Linked DNA regions of Homo sapiens: region 1 is linked to region 2. Evidence: read pairs that join two places in POLR2A ChIA-PET (ENCODE). Cell type or tissue: MCF 10A. All regions are shown on one strand. Each heading gives the region's core, and the rest is flanking DNA. Links, peaks and the distances in the headings are about the cores only.

What was found. Peaks named below come from ENCODE experiments on the same cell type or tissue, not always from the same donor. Only the 100,000 strongest peaks of a DNase experiment are listed, where the experiment ranks them.
Region 1: POLR2A ChIA-PET joins it to region 2 with 5 read pairs; 3 of 35 experiments call an interaction of 5 or more read pairs at or near these places.

The regions. Positions count from the first base shown.
Region 1 is chr6:111,358,726-111,371,623 of GRCh38, forward strand. REV3L (REV3 like, DNA directed polymerase zeta catalytic subunit) reads right to left here. Exons shown (of 32, transcript NM_001372078.1): 14 at 8,390-9,303; 15 at 6,540-6,619; 16 at 5,128-5,253; 17 at 97-289. Among named protein-coding and RNA genes, the nearest start is that of SLC60A2, 110 kb to the left of the region's middle. In MCF 10A, for the core only: no CTCF peak of the experiment used is centred there; no DNase peak of the experiment used is centred there.
Region 2 is chr6:111,577,558-111,590,455 of GRCh38, forward strand. It overlaps TRAF3IP2 (TRAF3 interacting protein 2), which reads right to left. Exons shown (of 9, transcript NM_147686.4): 3 at 2,640-2,832. It also overlaps TRAF3IP2-AS1. Among named protein-coding and RNA genes, the nearest start is that of TRAF3IP2, 22 kb to the right of the region's middle. In MCF 10A, for the core only: no CTCF peak of the experiment used is centred there; a DNase peak (open chromatin) is centred at 8,274.

The DNA.
Region 1 (12,898 bases), core at 5,923-9,922, 220 kb before region 2:
CATGCTTGCTTAGATTAGATCTTCAGCACAGGAATTCCCCATTAAAACATTCACCCTAGAGTGGGCAGGTATATCATTAATAAAAATGGACAATACCTTGACTGAAAACTGTCTTGTCTTTATCAATCACTATTACACCTGTGAGTTCTGTTTTTTCTGTATCTGGCAGTGGAGTGTCAGATGAGATGCAGTAGAACAGAGCACAGATTGGGTCAAATTCAGGATCCGGTTCTAAGTCTCGTCTAGTTCGAGCATGCAACTCCACACTGATTAGGGTAAGATTTTGTATCTATAAAAGCAAATAAATACTATGTTTTTAAAACATTTTTTAAAGACATGCTCAAAGAAGTATGTAAGGCTCTAGGGAAATATGTATGTAAGATTACAGAAAAAATGGACATAAAGGACAAAGTCACAGCTCAGCAGCACTCCATATATTAAAACGAAAGATTTTTAATCCCAAGATTAGATTAAATCAATTCATGATGTTATTTCAGAAAATCTGCTCTCAATGACAATATTTAGACTATTTTTCTCAAATATATGCAGGATCTCTCAATGCCTGTTTGAGAAAGAGAATGACTAGTCCAAGTAGTTATACAATGAAACCAAAGTCTGTCACGTTTTACTCTTCATGTAGTTAGCTAAACTATATAGTTTTACCTGTAGTTTAAAGTAAAAAGAGAGCTTTTTTAAAATTCAAATTTCCTACCAATTAATTCACTACTACTTGAGGGCTACTTAAACTTAGACTTTTGCATACACTAGGCAGATTTTTAATTATAGTTTTTCCTGAAAAAAAAAAAAAAAAAAAAAAGAACTGTTATGGTATCAACTACACAACAGCCAGATTTTTACACATGCACATTTTCTCTTTAACATATAATGCAAAAAAGTTAATATTTGCTTTTCATGCTTATTTTTCTATGCCAATATAAACTTTTAACTGTAATTCTTAGTTTTCTTTCTAAAATCAAGACAGAGTAAATAAGAAAAACAAAATATAGGTTGAATTCATGATTATAGCTAGAATTATACCTCATCTTTTTATCATGTACATGTACCTGGCAATGGAAAACAGATTCCTGTTTCAATATTGGTAATTATTCAGATCATATAAATTTAACAAAGGATTTGTGTTTTGTATTATCTTGCATGCAAACTGTTGAAGAAATGTAAATTCAAGTTTCTCACTAGTGACAGGAGTAGAATTTGGTAAATCTCTATCAAAATTAAAATCCATTGATGTGGCAATCCTACTCCTGAAAATTTATCCTAGAGACAGATACACTCATACATGTAGATAAAATATACACAACAAGGATGTTTACTCGAGAATAGCAAAGACTGGAAAAAAACTAAATGTTTACCTGTTGGGGACAGGTTACATAAATTATGTGGTATCCATAAAGGATACACACAATGGAATATTCTGTAACCTTTAAGATTTTCAAGGGAATGAGGCAGATCTGTATGTCCTAATATAAAAAGATCACTATAATACACTGATACATGGAACCAGTAAACACAGTAAACTTCTATACATGAAAAAATGGAAGCACATGCATAGAAAATTTCTGAAAAGTGACATAAAAATGCAGACATACTTATTGCTTTGGGGGAAAGAAATTGCTAGCCTAAAGTAGGAGGGAAGCTTACTTTTCATTGCAAATTTTTTTGTCCTGATTGAGTATTTTTGGTATATATACTATTGCATGTGCTCATTGTAAATTTGTTAAATAATCTTTTTTTTTTTTTTTTTTTTTTAGACACAGGGTCTCTCTCTGTTGCCCAGGCTGGAATGCCATGGTGTGATCATAGTTCACTGCAGCCCTGAACTCCTGGGCTCAAGTGATCCACTCACTTCAGCTTTCCTACTAGCTGGGACTATAGGTACATATCACCATGGCCAGCTAATTTATAAAAACTTCTGTAGAGATGGGGCCTCACTATGTTGCTCAGGCTGGTCTCGAACTCCTGGCCTCAAGCAATCCTCCTGCCTCAACCTCCCGAAGTGCTAGGATTACAGGTGTGAGCCACCTTGCCTGGCCACTAAGTACTTTTTAAAATATAAAGAACATCAATTATGCATGTATAAGGCATAATAATAAAACAAATACAAATCTACCACTTTCCTCAGAAACATATACTGCTGTTTCTACTTTAAAATATTAGTATTAAAAAAAAAATCAAACCACATGAAATGGAGAGCTAAGGGAAAAAACTTTTACTTTTAAATGCATACTCTTCAGAACTTAATTTTAACAATAAGCATGCATTAATTTAGTAAATAAAAAATTTTTAAATGGAAAACTCCTCCCACAAACCCAAATAAAACAAAACAACCAGTTTCATTAGAAAGGGATGAACATATGAGGCCGGGCACGGTGGCTTATGCCTGTAATCCCAGCACTTTGGGAGGCTGAGGCAGGTGGATCACCTGAGGTCAGGAGTTTGAGACCAGTCTGGCAAATGTAGCGAAACCCCGTCTCTACTAAAAATACAAAAATTAGCCGGGTGTGGTGACGCATGCCTGTAATCCCAGCTACTAGGGAGGCTGAGGCAGGAGAACTGCTTGAACCTGGGAGGTGGAGGTTGCAGTGAGCTGAGATTGTGCCATTGCATTCCAGCCTGGGTGACAGAGTGAGACTATGTCTCAAACAAAACAAAAAAAAACAAAAAACACACACACACAAAAAAAAAAACAAAAAAAAAAAAGAAAGGGATGAACATATGAAAAGACATGAAGACTCTGAAAACAATTTTAGGTTAAAAGGGTCTTAGAGGTTGATTTTTGTTTACTAGATCAAATTTTCACACTCAAAATTTGCATTTCTATTCCTTAATAACAAAATGCATTACTGTGCTTAGGGGGTATTTTTTTAAAGCAAACTATATAAAGACATGGCTTGAGAGATTTAGTGAGTGTGACTAGGCAAGAGGCAGGTGAGAAGGGGGACAAAGATTACAACCCTTGTCTTCTGCACTGAGTACTGATGTGCAGAAGAAAGAGAGATTATCCTAGGGTAATGGAAACAGAGGGAGAAAATGCCACAAGCATAATTTCCTAGAGAAAGGAAGAGAACAGTATTTTTTCTTTGGTTTATTCCCTGTTTCAACCACCGGGCGGCAGTTTGGAATGTGCCTTGAGATGAGGAAAGCCGGTTATCGGGAGGAAGAAGCTGTCAGAGCAACCAGTGAGACCTCCAGAGTGATTTTAACTTCCAGAGGGCCCATGGTTCTGAAACAGGGTTACCTAGGAAAATGTAGAAAAGCGTACTTTTCAAATAAGAGAATAATCAAATGTAACATGTCTTTTTGCTATGGTCTATCAAATTTGCTTTAATACATATTTTTAAAAAAGTTTTTAAAAATTTGCTAATTTCAAGTTTGCATTTGATGGTATGTATTACTGAATTTATCACTTAATTTATCTAGGCTTCAGGGGCTAGTATAGACCTAGGTATAAAACAGAAACTGAATGAATGCTGCTGAATGAGAAAAATGTGCAAATGAATAAATGAGGGAGAGACTATGTTCCAATCTAATTCTAAAAAAACATAATTCTCAGTTCAAATGTGAAGAACAAAGGAGGACAATATTAAAATTTTTCCCTCAGTTTATGTTAATCTAATCTCTAGAACAGTTTACAACAGAATTGACTTGAGAAAAAAAACCACACTTAAAAATTGAATTATAACTTAAAGGTGGTTACTAATCCTCTGCTTTAAAAGCAAAGACATAAAGTGACTGTATAAAACTAGCATTGTCCAATAGAAATATAATGAAAGTCACATGTAACTTAAAGTTTTCTAGTAGTCACATTTAAAAAAATAAAAATAGGTTAATTTAAAAACACTTTGATCTGATCCAATATATTTAAAATATTATCCTTTCAACATGTAATCAATATTAAAATTACTAACAAAATATTTTAAATTATTCTTTCCATGAAGTCTTTGAAATGAGTATGTACTTTATCCTTCTAGTATATCTCACTGTGCACGCTAAATTTTCTACAGAAATACTTGATCTGTAATTTCATACAACTTAAGAGTAAAAAATAGTATTACATACCTAAGTCGTTCCAAACATACTTTGAGTCAACTATGTTTTAAAATCTAAATTAAAATTAAATAAAGTTTAAAATTCAGTTCTTCAGTTGTATAAGCCAAATTTTAAGTTCTCAATATCCATGCTGCTAGCGGCTACCATACGACAGCACAGGTGTAAACAATGAAAACATACTCCAATTTCTATCTTACTGCCAGTCAGATATGTGCTTTGAGTTTGTTTTCTGCATACAAATAAATTTACAGTGACCCATTCACATATTCTTTCCAATGCATACTGTAGCTGATGTATATTTTTGCAAAGTCCTAGTCTTTGGCAGGCAGCCTGTGCTGTGAAGATAGCTGGATTAAGTAGAGAGTATATGAGTGAATGAATTTATCCTCTTTTGTAGCAAGCTCTAATCCACTCAGCCAATCAAACAGAAAATACAAGTAAATATCACATTTCAGATGTGACATAACATCTTAATATAATAATCCCCAAAATACAGACTTACTTCTTTTTTTTGTTTTTCCCCAAAGAGACAGAGTCTTGCTCTGTCTGTAGCCCAGGCTGGAGTGTAGTGGCGCAATCACAGCTCACTGCACCCTCGAACTCCCAGGATCAAGTGATCCTCCCACCTCAGCCTCCCAAGTAGCTGAGACTATAGGTGCGCGCCACCATGCTCATCTAATTTTATTTTTATTTTTTGGTAGAGACAGGGTCTTCCTATGTAGCCCAGGATAGTCTTAAACTCCTCGACTCAAGGGATCATCCCACCTCCACCTCCCAAAAATCTTTTCTTATTTTAATGTCCATAAGCTGAATTTCAGTTATGAGATTTGTGAAAGATATGAAATCACAAAGCAGTCTCAGCAACTTAAATGCTTTAAGTTTATGTATTGTACATAAACATGTAAATATACAAAATAGTAAAATGAGAACAAGATGAAGATTAATAGGATAGAATTCAATATACTCCTCCCTTGTTAAAAAAATTCCATACTTGTTTTATAGAATAAAACAGGAGTTAAACTGAACACAATGTATGTGTCCTTACTGTTGCAGTTTTACCTCATGTAAAGCTTTTGCCTCCTGTAAGTTTTGTATGCTGACTTTGAAACCGTAAGTATTGTTTAAAGATGGTCCATCAATCTGAGAAGTTTCTTTCTGTGGGGTATTTACTGCTGCAAATTGATTCTATAAAAAAAAACACACACACACACAGCCAGAAAAAGATACATGAGCAATCATTTTTCTTTTGATTACTTATTCTCAGATAATATGCTTTATGTGTTTAGTAATAAATGGTAAACTAATATCATCTCTAAGTTCAAGAACAAACTGTATTTTATTAATGTTATTTTCATGCTAACAAAGATATCAGAACTGGATACATGTAGAAATATAAGCAAACCATATGTTATCTCTCAGTTCAGAAGCCCTCAATACTGAAAATAACAGTTTTGTAGGGAGTTGACATTTATACCACATGGACATTTATCTTGACCTTTCTTGGAAGTAAGAAAGACAAGCAAGCAATCAATATATTTCCAACTACTTTGGCTAAAGTTTGTAAAAGATTTGAAATACTGATTTGTATTTTACTCTAATATAACATGTGTCTGAAAGATGAATTAAATAAAACAATGTAATCTTCAAAGATTCAGAAAAAAATGGAATCTTTCCATTTCTTACAAAATTATTTTTTCTGATTTCTAAATCTATTAACTGTTTTCCCCAAAGTGTTATGTTCACAACACACTGATATAGTATTTTTTAATATATATAGCTTGTAATTCAACAGTATTTTATAAATGAAAGTTTAAAAAGTTTGATAATCTCAGAAATATTAAAATATATTTTATGTAGTTAATGACATTTATAAGAAGTGGCCAATATATAAGTGATTTCTAGCATATATTTCCAAGGATGTATGTCTAATGTATACTTCTTTCACATAACCATATAATTCTAAGTTTTGTCATATTTTTAGTATTTGAATAAAGACATTTGTGACTTTCCAGAGTTTCAGTAGTAAATAATGTTGCTTTCTTTTACTACTTAGTAAAATAAATTTTAAAAAATCAATAAGGTTATATTTTAGAAAAAAGTAATAAACCAAGAAAAAGGATATATTTTTGGTGGGATCAAAAATCACTTACTTGAGCTCTGCTGTCATTGGATTGTTCTGATTTTGCCAGTAATCAGTTAATGTATTTGTATCCTCATAATCCACATTTTGGCTATCATATTCACTTTCTCTGTAATATTTGTATTTACATATAAGAATCTTTTAGATCCCAACATCAAAAAAAAAACTAAAAAAAGGCAAATTTTTGTTGTCTCAAAGATATGCAAATAATGATGCAAAAATTTAAGTAACCAAAATTTTTTAATTGAGACAAAGTTAACAATTATCTAACTGAAATCTAGGAAAAAGACTGGCTCTTCCACTGATCTTTAAAAATGTTTAGTATAGTTACCTTTGCTTGTGTTAACAGTACTCTTCTAAGAGTGTCAGTATTACTTCCTTTCTTATTACTCAACTTCTGTGTTTTTGGTTCTGTAGAAAGAAATTTAATATTTAACATGTATATCAAAATTACCTGCTTCTGGTTTTTAAAAAACCTTTTGTTGTTCCAAACACTTAAGTACCACTTGTGGGTGCTGTCCTATGAATTCCCCCCAGAATTTCATAATTTAAAAATGAAATTCAAACCTCTGATCCCAACCAAAATAACATTTTGACATTTTGTATTTTAAATGTTTATGTTTTAATTACTGAATTTTATACCTCAGTCATTAACCTAGAGAACTGTTTAATTCATTTATTCACTTATTTATCAAGTATCTATGATGAGGAAGAAAAGACATAATCTCTGCCCTTGTGGGGTCTAGAGAGAGAATCAGACATTCATCAAACATACTAGAAAAATAAAATTATAACTGCACTAATACAACAAAGGGGAATATAATTGGGAATTTTTATGTAGTCAAGGAGATTAGGGAAGGTTTCCTGGAGGTAAAATCTGAAGAGAGTAGTAACTAACTAAGAACAGAGTGGGGATTTTTCCCTGATTACTGTGCAAAAGAATTGGAAGTTACTAAGAGTAGATAAAATGGCTGGTGCAGGAGCCCAGGCAAGAGATGATGACAGTTTGGCCTAAGGTTGTGGTGGAAGAAGTACAATAAAGTAGATAGATCTGGGTTACTTGGGAGATAAACAAGTGATAAGGCTTGGTTAGGGACTAGAAACTACAAGGTGGGTAATGAGGGAATGAGGTGAGTGTTAAAAATAAATTCTATGTTTCTGACTTGTGTAACTAAGAAATGATGGCACTATTCATTGAAATAAGGAAAACTGAAAGAAGGCCAGATGGGTTTTTATGTGGAGGCATGTATATATAAGTGTGTTGGGGAAGTGGTGGTGAATGTATGCGGTGAGATCATGAATTGGTTTTTAAAATACTAATCTTGAGGTGCCATTTAGCATTCAAGTGGAAATGTCAGATAGGTAGTTGGATATAGTGTTCTGGAGCTTAAAAGAGAGATCTGAACTGGGAATATAAATTTGCGAGTTATCTGTAGTAATCCTGTAGACAGGAATTAGATCATTTAGAGAAAGATATAAAGAAGGCTTAAGACCAAGCCTTAATAAACTCCAACATTTAGATAACAACTGAGAATAATGAGAAAATCAAGTGGGAAAAAAACAGAGAAGTAGGAGGAAAGCCAAGTGGAGAAGCTCCAAGAAGGAAGGTAAGGTCAACAAGAAAATGGCTGCTTAGAGGACATATGATAAGACTCAGGAACATCTATTGGTTTTAGCTATAAGTTTACTGGGAATCTTTACAAGAGCTATAATGTAGAATGACAGGGGCAGAATTCAGTTTAGAGTGGGCTGAGAAATGAGTAGGAGGTAAATAACTGGAGTTGTCAAATTAGATAAATCTTTTAAGAAATTTGGCTTTGAAGGGGAGGAGAAAGAGTAGAAGCTGGCTGGAGACGTGAGGTCAAGGCAGGTTTTTTGTTTCTGTTTTAAAATGTGGGAGACCTGGGTATGTATAAAAGCCAACAGGAAAGTCAAGTTGAGAAGATAAGCCTTTTGAGAGGGCTCCTGCATTTCACCCACAAGACAGGATGGAAGCAAATATAAGTAGATTTCACAGCAGAAAGACAGTTGCCATGTGACGACTTTCTAAGACATGACGAAAAATATTTGCTGAGCTATACCTTCATTTAAAAAGCTCTGATTTTCATTACAGTCTAATGTTATCTTCATTTCTATTTCTGAAGAACAATTATGGAGACTTCCTGTTATTTGTACACTTACCTGTTGATAATGGGCTAAGGCCAGGTGCTTCAGGAAGCCTTTCCAGAAGTTTTCTCTGTATGATTGGTGTACTATGAAAGCAAAGTGATTCACATTTCCCAGTTCTTGCCCTAGTATTAATTGGAGATATCACTAGAGGCTCTTGAGGCTCACTGCAGGGGCTTTTTTGTATACCATCTTTTATTGGCTTTAAGAAGTTCTCAAAAGCCAATGAAGGCAGCTCCTCTACTGGTGATGAGGGTCTATCATCTCCATTTAATGCTTTGGAATCTGGGGATATTGGTTGTTGCCAAGGGGGAATTACTGGAGAATCAGGGGAGCTATAACTAATGTAATAGTTATCATCATCATCTTCATCTTTTTCGGGATCACTTGCAGAGGCAACTGGTGGCAGCATCTGACTTTCACTTGCAGTTTGACTACATCCCGTGGTTGGTGCTTGTAAAGCAATCTGAGAATTATCAACATCCTCCTTGGTATGTGCTGTAGTGGGGAGTATACATGGACTTACATCCATTTTTGGAGGCACTACAGGTTTGTCATCTGGGTTAACTGAAGAGCTAAAGTTCTCAGCAGATTTTACAACTCCAGTTGGCTTGGTTTTAGGCAGTTTCTTGGAACGTTCGTATTCTTCTTTGGCTTGAAGCCACACTTGAACCAGTTGTCGACTTGGGGCACATTTGCAAGGCATAATCACAATTTTTTTATCTTCAACCATCTTAGGGCTATTACTTGACCCTTTATTGACAACTCCTTGGCCACTGCGAAGGGGTGACCCTGGCCTTGGATTCTGAGTCATTGCTGAGAATGCTGTTTTCCAAAGACGAAGTCCTTCCAAGGAAAAGTCTCCCTCAAACTCAGCCAGATCATTTGCAAGTCGAGTTTCTACCATGAGGAGCCGTCCACCAATCTCCCTATAATAACATATTTTAGAACAACTGTTTTGTTTCAAAGAGCAATTACCAAAATATTTAACTCCATATCCTAGATAAAGTCCCTTTTGGAGTCTCAAAAATGTCCATGTCTATCTTCCCTGCCCCCTCTATATTGTGCAGGTACATTCTATCTTTAGTCTCAATATGCTTTTCCTCACAGGTATATGACTACTACTTAATTTCCTTTGGAAGGTACCATTAATCTTAGGGAGAGAAGGTATTTTTTGTTTTATTTTAATGCCCCATGAAGCCTTCTGTCCTTCAAGGAGATGACACAAACTTTTCAGATTCCTTTCCTCTCCTAATCTTAAAATAAATTTTCCATTATTACCACATATGAATAAAAACAATGAATTTATCATTCAAATACTATGTCCCTGGATATTATTCATAGCTTCTTCCTATATTCTCCAGTATCTGTAGTTTAACAAAGCCAGTCAATTCAAATGAATCTTCGTACTCTCAAATTCCCTTAAACATTAAAAAAAATACCAACTGAGGTAAATTACTCTAATTCTTTCTTCCCATTCCATGGCAGGGATTAACACTGACATAACTTAGGAGCTGGCAGAGCCCACAGGATGCATGGCTTAAATGTTACCAATGCATGAATATGTGGGAAATCACTAATGAAAACAGTCTGGTTTCATTTCCAATAGTTATAAATATTAAGTGAAACCTCTGTCTTTCTCCAATCCCTTGATACTATTTCTGCTTACTACAGCAACATAAAATAATTCTACTTCTTCATGTTAACTTTATTATGGATATAAAGTTAATTCATAGTTTTTTCAATCACTTCTCTTAGGGCATGATTCCCCAAATGTCCCCATCACTCTCTATGTAAAATCCACTAACTGGATCATGTTTTCAGATTTGAAGCTGAAAGAAGAGCATTAGGGCTACTCTGTCTCCTTTATATGAAAAGACTTAAGCCCCTACTAGTTAACTCCATAACCAGCATCCAGCACTGTCCCTGCATCCACTCTTGGCAATGTGAAAAAACAGAAACAGAATTAATGCTGTTGAAGGAAATGAATACACATACCAAGTGACCATACCCAACTCTAATACTAAGGATAGAGAAGTCATAATGAGGTCAAGAATAAAAAATGGTGAGGTGTCGGGAGGCTGAGGCAGGAGAATGGCGTGAACCAGGGAGGCGGACCTTGCAGTGAGCCGAAATCACGCCACTGCACTCCAACCTGGGTGACAGAGCCAGACTCTGTCTCAAAAAAAAAAAAAAAAAAAAAAAATGGTGAGGTGTGGTGAATTCAGTTTTCTTACATATTGTCAGCAGCATGGTAATTGCTATAACCCACTGGGAAAAAAAATCTCCTAATATGTATCAAGAGCCTTAAATTTTTCAGTAATCCTACTTCTAGGGCTATAAGGAAAAACTCCAAAATACAAGAAATGCTTTAAGAAGAAAATGCTAATATCTTCTTAACATACATAATAATATACATAATATCTATAGTGGCAAAATTGCAAACAACCTTTCTGTCCAATAATATATACATGATGCAACATATGCAGCGATTAAAATATTCAAGAAACTCATTTGGAAAATGTTTACAATATAATGTTAAGTGAAAAATTTGGATATAATACTGTGACTATAGTAAGATCACACTTCACAAAACAAAACAAACTAAAAACTATACTTTTTAAAAAAGAAAACAGAATACACATCAAAATATTATGGTGGCTGTTACTACATGGAAAAATGATGTAATTTTTATTTTTTCTTCTTTCATACTTCCTAAATTTTCTATATTGAATATACAGTTTCATTTTTTTTTTTTGAGACAGTCTTGCTGTGTCACCAGGCTGGAGTGCAGTGGTGCGATCTCAGCTCACTGCAACCTCTGACTCCCTGGTTCAAGTGATTCTCCTGCCTCAGCCTCCCGAGTAGGATTACAGACTCATGCCACCATGCCCAGCTAATTTTTGTATTTTTAGTAGAGATGGGGTTTCACCATGTTGGCCAGGATGGTCTCGATCTCCTGACCTTGTGATCTGCCCACCTTGGCCTCCCAAAGTGCTGGGATTACAGGCGTGAGCCACCGTGCCCGGCCTACAGTTTCATATTTCAAAAATATTTTTCAAAAATGATTATTTTTTATTTTAGCTGCAGGACAAGTGTCAAAGTTGGACAATAACAACAACACAAAGGTAATGACTAGCACATAAAGTTTGGTAACTAAAAGTAAATATACCATAATCACTACTAATAACACCAAAGTCCCCAAAATGATGGAAACTAACGTCTAAAGAACAGATTTCATATGCTCCAGCAGTGAAATAAAGAGTTCCATGTGGGTACTAAACAAAACTGTGTGTTGAAAAGGGGCTGGGAGGTGGACATTTCTACCTTTCACTTCAAGTCATTACAGGAGAGAACTTTTATTCTGCATTTCTGATAACCTTTTCTCACCCCTTTATTAAAAAAATAAATTTTATTGTGTATATTTAAGGTATAAAATATGATATTAGTATATAGTAAAATGGTTCTTACAGTGAAACAAATTAACATATCCATCATTTCACATTCTCAACCCTTTCTTAAATGGATTCCTATAGGAATTATTGTGAATCTGCTGGGTAAAAGCCTGGCATTCACTGTCGTGTTTTTTTAATTTAAACTTTTTTAAAAAGATATTTTAACAGCTTTAGGTTGACAGCAAAATTGAAAGGAAGGTACAGAAGTTTCCCATATATCCCTTGTGCCCCCACACATACATGGCCTCCCTCATTATCACCATCCCCTACCAGAGTGGTACATGTGTTACAATCGATGAACCTATGTTGACACATCATAATTGTCCAAAGTCCACAGATTACATTTGGGTTTGTTCTTGGTGTGGTACTTTCTATGGCTTTGAACAAATGTGTAATATTCATATTGTATCTTTCTTTTTTTTTTTTCCCACTGGAGTCAGGAACATGGTACTGCCACAGGTCAGTGCATACATGCAGTGTGTCCTCTGCTGCTTTTCCTATCTCTTTCCAAGATTTAGACTAAGGCAGGGCCTGCCTTAGCAGTTCCAGCCATCCTCTTCTGCTTCTGAATGGATGGCTGAAATGAACTGCCTGCTCTGCAACTGGTTAAGTATATGAGATCATGGACACAAGGGCAGGAACAAGAGCCATCATTTAAACTTTCTGGATTAAGCCACATTACCCAATTTAGCTTTCATCAGTTATGTCCTAACTTGGTGATGAAAGTGGTATACACCATAACTACTTAACTACTGATAAATAAACCAGTACTCTGATTTCTATTTTGCTATTTGCTGTGTGTGTGCGTGCGCTCACATGTTTGTCTATCAATTCCCTGAAGAGATTTTTTTTTTGAGATAAAGTCTCATTCTATTGCCCAAGCTGGAATGCAGCGGCGTGAACACAGCTCACTGCAGCCTTGACATCCTGGGCTCAAGTGATTCTCCTTCCTTAGCCTCCTGAGTAGCTGGGACCACAGGTGCATGCCACCATGCCCAGCTATCTTTTTTTTTTTTTTTTTCTGAGATGGAGTTTCACTCTTTATTGCCCAGGCAACAAAGTGCAGTGG
Region 2 (12,898 bases), core at 5,862-9,861:
TTTGTATTATTTTGGTAGAGATGGGATTTCGCCATGTTGCCCAAGCTGGTCACAAACTTCCTGCCTTGGCCTCCCAAAGTGCTGGGATTACAGGCATGAGCCACTATGCCCAACCTCAGTTGGATGGGTTTGTGTGTATGTGTGTGTGTGTTTTGTTTGTTTTTTAGTTTTTGAGACAGAGTCTCACTCTGTCACCCAGGCTGGAGTGCAGTGGCACAATCACGGCTCACTGCAGCCATGACCTCTTGTGCTCAGGCAGTTCTCCTGCCTCAGCCTCCTTAGTAGCTGGAACCACAGGTATGTGCCACCACACCCGGCTAATTTTTGTATTTTTTTGTAGAGATGGGTTTTCGCTATGTTGCCCAGGCTGGTCTCAAATTCCTGGGCTCAAACAATCCACCCACCTCTGCCTCCCAAAGTGCTGGGATTACAGGTGTGAGCCACCAAGCCCAGCCTAGCTCCTCTACCTGAACTTATTTTTCATTATCCTAAAGTGATAAAATAGATCAAGAAGATCAGAACAGGCTTAAATTGATGCTATAAAACCAATTACTCTGTATTATCTTTGCAACTCTTTTGTAAGTCTAAAATTGTTTGAAAATAAAAGTTTATTTTAAAAATTACTATTCTCTTTCCTATTCAACACAAAACTTATTTCATAAAGATGCTTACATTTTGTTTATTTCCCTGGAATTTTAGATATTTCTTCTGTTAGAGTGCCTATCCTGCTATAAAATCACATTTTACCTAATTCCATTGTTTAAACTCCATGTATTTATGGTTTAGAAAAATAAGGGATCTGGCCCAGCACGGTGGCTAACACCCGTAATCCCAGCACTTTGGGAGGCTGATGTGGGTGGATCACTTGAGGCCAGGAGTTTGAAACCAGCCTGGGCAACAAAGTGAGACCCCTTCTCTGCAAAAAATAAAAAAATTAGCTGGGTGTGGTAGCGGGCGTCTGTAGTTCCAGCTACTCTTGGGAGGCTGAGGTTGGAAGATGGCTTGAGTGCAGGAGGCGAAGGTTTCAGTGAGTCGAGATCTCGCCACTGCACTCCACCCTAAGTGACAGAGTCAGATCCTGTCCCAAAAGAAAGAGAGAAAAAAAGAGATCTGTCTTGAAAGAAAATATGAGGGTTTGTGGGCTTCTGAGCAAAAGAGAAAGCAGGCATGTGCCTCTTCACCATTGTTAATAAAGTGGGCTTTTTTTCTTTCCATGAAATGTTCAAACTAATTACCGCTTTCTGTATTTCTGAAAAATCCACTCTAATAGGAACTTCATATTTTACTCTATGCTGTAAAAACAGAATCTAGTTTTACAGTGGTATATAAAAGTTGCTTTTGAGCAAAAGTAAACATTTAATCTACTTTCTTCCAAATATTGTCATAAATGAGGAAGCTCCATTTACATGAGTTTTACCTATATATTTTAGATCCATAAATTAAGAGAAAAGGAAAGTCCAAAGAGAATAAGGGAAAAAAAATGATTAAAGAGGCAGGGCACAGTGGCTCATGCCTGCAATCCCAGCACTTTGGGAGGCCGAGGCGGGCAGATCACAAGGTCATGAGTTCGAGACTAGCCTGGCCTATATGGTGAAACCCCGTGTCTACTAAAAATACAAAAATTAGCTAGACGTGATGGCGCGCAGCTACCCAGGAGGCTAAGGCAGGAGAATAGCTTGAACCCAGGAGGCGGAGGTTGCAGTGAGCCAAGATCATACCACTGCACTCCAGCCTGGACGACAGAGCAAGGCTCCATCTCAAAAAAAAAAAAAAAAAAAAAAAAGATTGAAGAGTTAGACAACTGAAGTCATGAAAATACGGAGTTAAGCATAGGAGAGACCTAATAATGGTACTCAACATGTATGAATGTTTTTATTACAAAAGAAAATAATAGGCCAGGCACAGTGGCTCATGCCTGTAATACCAGCACTTTGGAAGGCCAAGGTGGGTGGATCACTTGAGCCCAGGAGTTCAAGACCAGCTGGGCAACATAGGGAGATCCCTTCACTACAAAATATACAAAAGTTAGCTGGGCATGGTGGCGCATGCTTCTAGTCCCAGCTACTTAGGAGGCTGAGGTGGGAGGATCGCTTGAACCTGTAAGGTAGAGGTTGCAGTGAGTCAAGTTTGCACCACTGCACTCCAGCCTGGGTGACAGAGCAAAACCCTGTCTCAAAAAAAGAAAAGAACAGGTAATTTTAAATTTTGATGGAAAATTAATTGAATTTAACATTTTAAAGTAAGAAATAGGCTTAAACAGGAACAGACACTAGACATATAAAGAGTTGGCTAACAGTGGAAGTCAGTCGTAGTAAAATCAAAAATCTATTTTGTGGACTAAAAATTCAGATGATCTGAAAATAAAAGAAAGGGGTGTGACTTGGAGAACATCTGAAGAGCCTTTCCTTCAAGAGAATTTCGACTAGTCACTAGTGGCTTTCTATGTCTGATAAAGAGATCCTTGTCAACCAGCTTCCGTTTCCTCCTGACCTGAAAAGTCTATATTGGGCATTCCACTATGTGACTTGCTCACTAACGTGGGTTAGCAAACCTATAGAGAATTCTGTTACATCTTCATTGCATTGGCATAATTCCTTTCCATGTTAAAAATGCCTGAAGGTTGGGCCTGTCATACTTACTGGTGCCTTGGAAGCCCCGGAAAGGAGCAGTCTCTCTGTGCGGGCCTCTCTTCGTGGTCCCAGGGGCTGGGATAATTCAGGATAACCTTCTGCACAGGGTGCAGGCCTCTCACACTGGCTCCAGGCAGGGGCTGCCCAGGCAGAGCCGGCTGGATCACTTGCTGGTAGGCTGCTCGAGGGTAGTCATGGCCATCTGTAGGTGAAGACAACAAAGACAACAGGGAACATCAACTCTAGCTCCTTCGTGTGAAAGGAGTCATAAGCTCCATGCTCATTTGTGTCTTGATCCCAGCTGAGGGGTCCAGATATCTGTTACCACCTCTGTGATGTTTGCCGTATTTCTCTACTGTTAATTACTTGAGTGTTTTCACGAAATTCACTTTTTTTTGTCCTAAATAAAAACATCTGCGAAATCACCAGTTTGGTATTCCAGCTGGAGAGCTCAAAAAACTTTTCAAAAAACTCTACACAGGCTCCTCTTTTCGTAAGATACTTAGGAAAATCCAACCATGAAGAACCTCTTTCACACCACCATTCCTACCACAATTTCCTTCATGTCCCGAACCCAAGGCTAGGAAAAATTATCTGTATGATAGATATAGAATCACTGCTCTGTATTTTCCTCCCCCAAGTGGACATACACGTGCATGTGCACACACACGTGCGCGCACACACACACCCCACTCTCCTCTTAAGAAGAGGTAAATGAATGAAAACTTGGCTCATCCTCCTGGGAACTAGCCAACCAACTGGCAATACCCTCCAACTCCCTTGGTCCTCTCCTGCTACAGCCTACGTGCACTTGGAGCCAGGGCTGCTTGAAGAGGGCTGGGCTCAGAGCAAAGCCAGAGCTGGCAGTGACTTATGTGAATGTGCAACCTGGGAGAAAGTGGGTCCCAGCCAGGACCAGGAGCAGGAGGGTCCCCAGGGAAGGGCAGCCTGCTGCTGCCAGAGTTAAGCATAGGAGAGACCTAATGCTTAATCACGCAAAAGAATAGAACTAAAAGCCCAGAGGAGAGATGCAGGGAACCAAGTAAGGGTGAGAGGGAAGGGCTCTGAGGGAATGGCCCAGGCCCAAAGGGGGTAAGGTGTTGGGAAATACGAGAGATGCAAGAGGACTGAAGTGAGCCACATGGTAGCCCTGCAAGATGAGCAATGAGCACCTCCTAGTGATCCAAGCACTGCCCCTCCTACCCACATAAGCAGTAAGACGATCCAGGAGGAGGCGTAACTAGTTAGGACAAGAAGGAAGGTGTTTTGTTTTGTTTTTTAAAAATCCTCATTGATCTTAAAATTATTTTGATTCTTTTAAGATCAACCCTCATTGATCTTAAAATTATTTTGCTGATTATAAATGTAATAATCAAGTTTGCCTGCCATGTAGATAGGATACATATATGGATGTACAGCAAAATAAAACTGGCAAGTAAACAAAAAAGTGACTGATAGGTTGAAACCAAAATGAGAAGCTGAGAATGTGGATAAAAATTGATTCTTAAGGCCAGGCGTGGTGGCTCACACCTGTAATCCCAGCACTTTGGGTGGCCGAGGCAGACAGATCACCTGAGTTCAGGAGTTCGAGACCAGCCTGGCCAACATGGTAAAACCCCATCTCTACTACAAATACAAAAATTAGCTGGGTGTGATGGCGCGCACCTGTAACCCCAGCTACTCAGGAAGCTGAGGCAGGAGAAACCCTTGAACTTGGGAGGCAGAGGCTGCAGTGAGCTGAGATTGTGCCATTGAACTCCAGCCTGGGCAACAGGGCAAGACTCCGTCTCAAAAACAAAAAAAAGAACTGTATTCTTAGCTTGGCAAAGCAGTCAGGAGCCATCTACGTTTTCAAAGGAACATTCAGGGGAATGATGGCCTCAAGTACAGAACAAGAGATAAATAATGTGCACGTTCACTAGTGTGGCCTCCTCCAGGTTCCCAGTGCCTAGACTCAGGAAACTGTTTGGGTGACCTGGCGATGTGCCCAAGCTAGTCTCTCAAGTGTGGTCAGATTCCCTGGACTCAATCTATTATTGTCTCCTTTGACCCATGTCACCACCTGGGTCCTTCCAGTCATGCTTCTTCTGGCAAAAGTGACCATGCCCCTCCATCCCAGACTGTCTCCTGGCAGGACCCCATGACCCTTGCCCTGATATTGCTTAGGCCTGGTCATGACAAGTAGTAGGGGTTTAAAGAGGGGGAGGAGGAGAAACAGATCTGCCTAGATCTATCCCTGCACCTGGATGACAAAGGAGACTGGGACTTGAAGGGACTGTTCTCAGAATGGAAGACAGGCCCACAGAGACTCCTATGGTCTAGGACAAGGTCTACTGCACAGGCTTCACCTTGGCAGCCTTCTCAGGGCAGGGCGGATATATTCCAGGGGGTCCAGATCACCAGTTGCAGTTTCAGGGCAACAGAGCAAGTCACTACTGCTCCTTTCCCTCAGTTTAAAAAATAGCAAAAAATGCCACTGCTATCAGGTCCCCAGGTAGGGGCCAGCCCTGCTTTTCAATGAGCCTTGCATGAGCAGACCCTTTACAAACCCAGCTGTAGCTAGAACCGTCTTGGTGGACTGCACTTACAATCCACCCTGCTAGATCAGGTTCCCGCCCCTGTAGATCTTGCCTCCCACTACACTCTCACTGGCCCACTAAGCTCTGGCTTCATTTTGAATATCCCAAACTTGTCCTCTCCTTTGGGATCCTGAGTTTGCCACCCTCTTTGTCCAGAATGTTTTTGCCCTAGATTTTCACAGACTGACTTCTTGCCATTCAGAGCTCAGCCCAAATATCACCTGTCCAAAGAGTCCTGCCTCTTCACCCAGTTACTTTATCCCATTCCCTATTTTGCTTTCTTCGTAGTTCCTATCATGGGTTTGCATAAGTAAGCATGACTTTTACCTGTCAACTTCTTGCCTGCCTTCCCTACTAGAATATAAGCTCTGTGAAAGCATGGACTGTGTCCTCTTACCACCATGTCTCCAAGGATAGTACTGGCACCCAGGGGATGCTCAATAGATGAATGAATGAAGGCTCAATAGTTACAAAGCCAACTTACAGAAAAAGAGAAGCCATTTAGGACTGCACAATCTATTAATACTTTCTAGGGCACAGGTCTCCTAGACCAGGGGCTCCCAACTCCCAGGCCACAGGCTGGTATCAGTCCATTGCCTGTTAGGAACCAGGCCACACAGTAGGAGGTAAACAGTGGGTGAGTAAGTGAAGCTCTGTCTGTATTTACAACCACTCCCCATCACTTGCATTACCGCCTGAGCTCTGCCTCCTGTCAGATCAGCAGCAGATTCTCACAGGAGTGCAAACCCTATTGTGAACTGCGCACATGAGGGATCTAGGCTGCACGCTCCTTATGAGAATCCAAGGCCTGATGATCTGTCACTGTCTTCCATCACCCCCAGATCTAGCTGCAGGAAAACAAGCTCAGGGCTCCCACTGATTCTACATTATAATGAGTTGTATAATTATTTCATTATATATTACAATGTAACAATAATAGAAATAAAGTGCACAATAAATGTAATGCACTTGAATCATCCCCAAACCATCCCCATCCCCAGTCCATGGAAAAATTGTCTTCCATGAAACTGGTCCCTAGTGCCAAAAAAGTTGGGGACCACTGCCCTAGACTGTCTTAATTCTCTTCTGCTGTCCATTTGTTTTGGGGGTTTTTTGGTTTAATCGGTGTCTCCCTCCAGAAGTAGGAAGGAGAAACACAAGGTAAAAGAGGAGAAACTTTGCCAGTGGCCTTAAAAGCCTTTATGAGGAAAAAGCTGAAAGTATCTTGAGAAGTTTTTAATGTTTGAAGCCATTTTTCTTCCTATATCCATTAATGAATGGCTAATATTGTTTTATTTGCTTTAAAAGGACTACCAAGCTCTAATCATAGGGTTTATTTCTTTTCCAGAAAGCGGATGTTGGTGCTGTTAATCAAAAGCCTTTGAATCAAGGTCATATGATTTCTAACAGATTATTTCCCTCACAACATGTCTTTGTCTCACAGCAACAAATCATATCATTAAAATCACCAAGGCATGTGGGCTAAGTGTTTGATTAGCTGTAACTTTCATTTCAGAAACGGCCACCTGTGGTAAAAAGTTATGCCAGTTTATGTGAGCAGATGAAAATGATACACCTCATCAATTTTTAAAATTAGGGTACTGACAATATAGTCCTCCATGCTGTCCTTTTATTGTTGAAAACAAAGGAAAACTGAGTATCAGTGGATCAGTAAGAAATGAGTGTTCCCTTTTGTAAGTGGAATCTGACCAGCTTTGTCTGGAATTTGACTGGTTGTATGGAAAAGGTTCCTAAATAGGCTGGACACGCCTGTAATCCTAGCACTTTGGGAGGCCTAGGTGGGTGGATCTCTTGAGCCCAGGAGTTTAAGACCAGCCTGAGCAACAAGGTGAAATCCCATCTCTACAAAAAAATACCAAAAAAAAAAAAGAAACAAGAAAAGTTGCTAAATAAAAACTATGTTTATCAAGTAAATGACCATCATTTCACTGCTAAAGTTTTAATCATTTTTTTCCAATTACTATGACGAAGGCTTGCCAATTTACTTGGGTACTATACATGTAAAATAATGGCTAACATTTATTGATCACTTGCTACATGTCAAGTACTGTTCTAAGTTCCATATTGAGAATTATAGAGTTCAATTTTCCATTTTCATAAAGAAGTTTAACTCAGAATAAAAATCCAGATTCCTCACCATGGCCCATCCAGCCTTCATCTTCTAGCACACCATTCTCTCCTTGCTCACTCTGCTAGGCCCCACTGACTTGCTTTTGGTATCTTAATGACATCAAGCTCCTTGCTTCCTTAGCTCCTTGCTTCCTTGACCTTCTCATCCTTTAGGTTTCAGCTCAGATGTCTACTTAAAGAGATTCTCTGGTCAACCTGTCTATTAATGTCTGTTCCAACAACCAGTTACTTCCCTTATAGCACTTATAATTTGTCATTCTGTTTCTGACTTCTACTTCTTATCCATCTCTCCAGTAGACTGTGAATTCCATGAAAACAAGGACGGTGTATAACTATTTGCTGAATAAATTGATAAGTGGATGGACAGGTTCTGTTTCCAAATTTCATTGACTCCCTTCTTTGCTTCCCTCCCAGGCCAAAAAAAAAAAAATGGCTTTTCCAAGGCTTCACATTACAAAGACTCTACTCATGATTAAGGCTCACTCCTTTCCCCAGGAAGTAGAGAACAGATTTCTTTTTATTCATTCAACAAATATTTATTGAACCTCGATGGCCAGGCACTTGGTGAACAAAGATAAATAGGATACAGTTCCCTTGGGATTAGCTCAAAATAAATGGAGAGAGAAAGAGAAAATCTATGTGTCTGTGGGTGTCTGTTTTTAAACACAAACCCACACTAGTTAGTGTGTGAGAAGGGGAGACATATGAGTCGACAGCCACCTACTTGAGAATCCCTGTTCAGAAATAGCTTCCCTGCGGACTTGTCCCCAATGCCTACAGTTCCATCAAGAGAGTTAATTCTGTAGGAGAGGGAAGGTGGATGATGTGATAGACAAATGATTTGCTAGCATGGTAACTCCTCAGTTCAGAGGCAGTGTTAATCACAAAGCAAAAATGAAAATCTTGCACAATCACAAATGGGCGCCCAGGACTGTATGTTATTTGTCAATCCTGTGATCTTCTTGGCCTGAGTACACACGATCTTCATGTTACTGAGCTTTTACCATTTGGAATATGTAAACCAAATCCTAAATGAGGTTTTCCATTTATCAGTCACAACATGCAACATTTTTCTTCCTTATTAAGAATTAAAAGAGTTTATGAGAGAGAAATAAAATCTGATTTTCAAGTTGTCAAAAAAAATCGTGATATAATGCAATCAGTTTAGCCAGGAAACAAAATGGCCAATATAAACTGTTGCAGGAACTCCCACAGCTGTAAGCAGCTGTCGTTCCTGAAAGGCAACTCCTTCTTTATCATTTCTTCCATCTGGTTTATTTTTTGTGCATGCATTCTAGCATACAAATAATCCCTCCCCTTTTTTTTTTTTGGTCCACAGGTACAATTGTACACATGTACCTGTAATTTTATTCTATTCAGTCTCCTTGGTAGAGAAAGCAATAATTTTATAATAAAATGAGGGCTCTCTAGACTTAATTCTCTCTCTTTTCCCAATATATTTGCATCATGAGTTTCATTTGATTGCACAGCCATGAACTCCATGCTGGCGACCTTCAGTGGAAGGATTCGGAGGCAGCAGGAGGCCGACTTCTCCAGGGGGTGGGGTGAGGAGAAAACGTAGACTTATTCCCTTTCTTATTTCCACCTACTTTGAAAACTTTTTTTTTTTACATGAAAGGGGCGACCAATAACCATTTTTGCTTTAACTTGCAAAAAGCTTAGATATGCCATTTGCATGGTGATCATTATTTATTTATATATTCATTAATGGGTAAGGAAGTAATGCTCTTCTAAAGCTGAGTAGAGCCACGTAGCCATGGTTTCCAACTGCACAAGCATCCCTTAGGTGAACAGCTCTTTTGAAGTGGTTTTGTTAGCAATTAAGTGCAGTTATAGCCCTGACATGAAACTAAGCATTTGTACACCTGCCATGAATGCTTAAAATCTGTGCCAGTGAGTGGGATCTGGAAGTAGAGGAGCACCCTGCAGAACTGGGCTACAGGATGCTTTTAAATAATAACAATAATAACTAAAAGCTGTTAGTATTGAGGGCTTACCACCAGCCAGCCACTTTCCTAGTGCCTTTAATACATTATCTCATTTAATCCTCACAGCAACCTTCGTGGGACTCATTGCTGCTGGAGGCCTCATAAATATTCTAGGGCTACAATGCCCTGCAAAAAACCCATCAGCACTGGCAACCCTGACCCTCTTCTCTGTGGTTAGATGGGAGCCAGGGCCAAGGGACATGCAAGGTGAATTGGGGCGAGCTTGCCTTCTATATGTGCTGTTTCCCTTTGTTCTTTTCAGTTTTTACTCATTTCTTAATTATAGAAGTAATACCTGTTTGCTATTTTTATTTTTATGTTTTCTATGTGTTTTTGTTTTTGTTTTTAAGACTGAGTCTCATTCTGTTGACCAGGCTGGAGTGCAGTGGCGCGATCTCAGCTCACTGCAACCTCCACCTTCCGGGTTCAAGTGATTCTCATGCCTCAGCCTCCCCGAGTAGCTGGGATTACAGGTGCCCACCACCATGGCTGGCTAATTTTTGTATTTTTAGTAGACAACATTTCACCATATTGGCCAGGCTGGTCTTGAACTCCTGACCTCAAGTGATCTGCCCTCCTCTGCCTCCCAAGGTGTTGGGATTACAGGTGTGAGCCACTGCACCCGGCCGTTTGCTATTTTTAAAAATCAACAAAAGTATATGAAATTAGAAGGAAAATATACCTGTCTCCTCTTAATTCCCTGCTCCCCTCCCCACCAAGATCACCACTAGATCCTTCTAGACTTAATATGTATATATAAACCTATATAGTTTTTAAAAAATAAACATGGATGGGATCATCACTGCAGCTCTTGCCTTTCAACTTAATCTTTTTGATGTCAGAATGTGTATTCAGTGCAACATGGGCCTAGTAGTCCATAGTATACATAAATCACAAATGACTTATCTGGCCCCTTATTGATAGGCATTGTAATTGTTTTTGTTTTTACTCTAATGCAACAATGCTTTAATAAACATTCTTGTTCTTGTATTTGTATATGCTTGTTTAATGTTTCTATAGGACAGATTCCTATAAGTGAAACTGCTGGGCCAAAGAGGAAGCACATATAAAACTGTGATAGTGAAATTGCCTTCTGGGAGATTGCACCAATTTACACTCCTATCAAGAGTGATTGGGAATATTCATTTCTCTCTAACTCCACTAACACTGGATGTTGTCCAAAGTTTTTATTTTTGCACAACTAATCAAGGAAAAGGTATCTTTAAGAATTTTGCACTTCTTAAATCTAATGATATTGAGCTTGGTTTAATTTTCATATTGGCTATTTGTGTATCTTCTGTGAATTATTCCCCTCTCCTATCCCCATTCTCTCCCCTCTGCCTTTCAACACCTCTTTTCGCCCCAAGGATCCTAGATGTCTCTCCCCAACCCCCTAACAGAAGGAAATAATACAGAGAGCAAGGGGATGGTGAAATGATGAAAGAAAGCAGGTCCTGGGGCAATAGGGACAAAAAGTGTTCCCAGTCAGGAGTGTTTGCCTTTTAAAGGAGCCTGCCCCAATGGGACAACGCTCACCTCCAAAGACTGGATTGCCAATGGCGCTGTTTCAGCTCCAACAACAGGAAAAGTATTTTCCGTGGGAAGTATTTTCCAGAAGGTCCTGGGACCTTCATTATAACATTGAGTCAGTGCTTTTTTTGTCTATCACAATGAGGCTTTCCCTTGTTAGTAGTCAGAGTCAGCTGCTTGGGACTGTATCACAAAGCCTTAAGTATTCACAGTTCTTCGCATTAATCTAAGGAGTTAATCGGAAGTGCAGTTAAAAACATATGTATGCAATGCTTGCCATAGCATTGCTTATTGGATCAGAAAACTGGAAACTATTTTAAATGTCCAACAATAAAGAATAGGTTCATAACAATTTGGTAGATGCGTCTGATGAAATACAATGAAGCAGTTTTAAATGATTCTGGAATAAGTACTCAATGTCACTGAAAACTATTTTAATTTTAGATTAAAAATATATGCAAAGAAAAAAACACTGAAAATTGATATGTCAAAACCCTAATAAGGAATTCTATTTGGGTGGCAGAAATATGAAAACTTTTTCTTTTCTTTTTTGAACTTCTGGGCATATTTTAATTTTGGGAGTGACCAAATATTATAATGATCAGAAAAATTATCTTTTTTTTTTTTTTTTTTGAGATGGAGTCTCACTGTGTCATCGCCCAGGTGCAGTCTCGGCTCACTGTAACCTCTGCCTCCCAGGTTCAGGCAATTCTTGTGCCTCAGTCTCCCGAGTAGCTGGGATTACAGGCGCCCGCCACAACAACTGGCTAATTCTTTTTGTATTTTTAGCAGAGACAGTGTTTCACCATGTTGGCCAGGCTAGTCTCAAACTTCTGATCTCAAGTGATCCACCCACCTTGGCCTCCCAAAGTGCTGGGATTACAAAGTGGGGTGAGCCACCGTGCCTGGTGAAAACTTACCTTTAAATACAGATAACAGAATGTTAAAAAGTAGTTTATGGTATTATTCTCACAAATTACTCCTTTTAAACCTGGCAATCACTGAGAAATACAGCCTTGACCTTGCCAACATTCAGTTCTCAGTGATTCATACTTAAGGGAATCCACCACCACACCCACCCTATGACTGGGCGCTTAGAGCAGGGGTGGCATCCATGCACTCCCACTCTGTTGACTTCCCAGCATTTATACACCACGTCCCAGTTTTAGGCATCAGAGGCTCTTTCTCCCGCTCCAGCCCAAGGCCCCATTCTCCTTACACCCTCCTGCTTCCCCAGCCCCTGCCCTCATTCCTGATCTCACACTCATTCTTACCTATTTCTTCCAAGCATCTTCTAAGTTACATTTCTCTATCTCCTCTTTGTTTTTTTCTTTTTTGAGTTATGAATTACTGTGTTGCTCTCTTCACTTTAGGAAGCTTTATACTTAGTATACATGTACTAATATGTAAATTATGGTTGATTACAGCATTTGTAATTATTTCTATAATTTATTTTAAAGCTGCGCATCAGGCCTTTGGTCAGGCACTTCTTACACTCTGAACTACTTTCTGTCCAGTGTTTATTTGCTAAGAAAAATATCAGGCCTCACAGCCCTGTGTTTCATCTGTAAAGCCCTTTTGTTATTTTCCAGTGGCCTCAGCGGAGATTTAACATCAAGAATGGTAGTAGGAAAAAAAAAATGGTGATAGAACCTTTTATCTCAACCTAAGACTTATCACTTTCAGAGATGCTTCCTGCACTGATACATATTATTATTTCGGAAGTAGTTTATTGAGAGTCTAGTATGTGCCAGACACTGTGCTTAAATCCTGGGGAATTATGAATTGAAAGTACACGTTTGCATTTGCAGATGCATAAAAACTTGCAGTCTAGAAGGAGAGGAGACACGTACATAATTAGATGCCATGCTGGTGTTAGGTGTCCCAACAGGGCCAGAGCAGGAGGGAGACAGAGGCCCTGAAGGAGAACGTGATCTGGGGAGGTTTCCAGAGGGACACTTGAGCTAAGTCTCAAAAAATGTGTATGATGGTGGTTGCA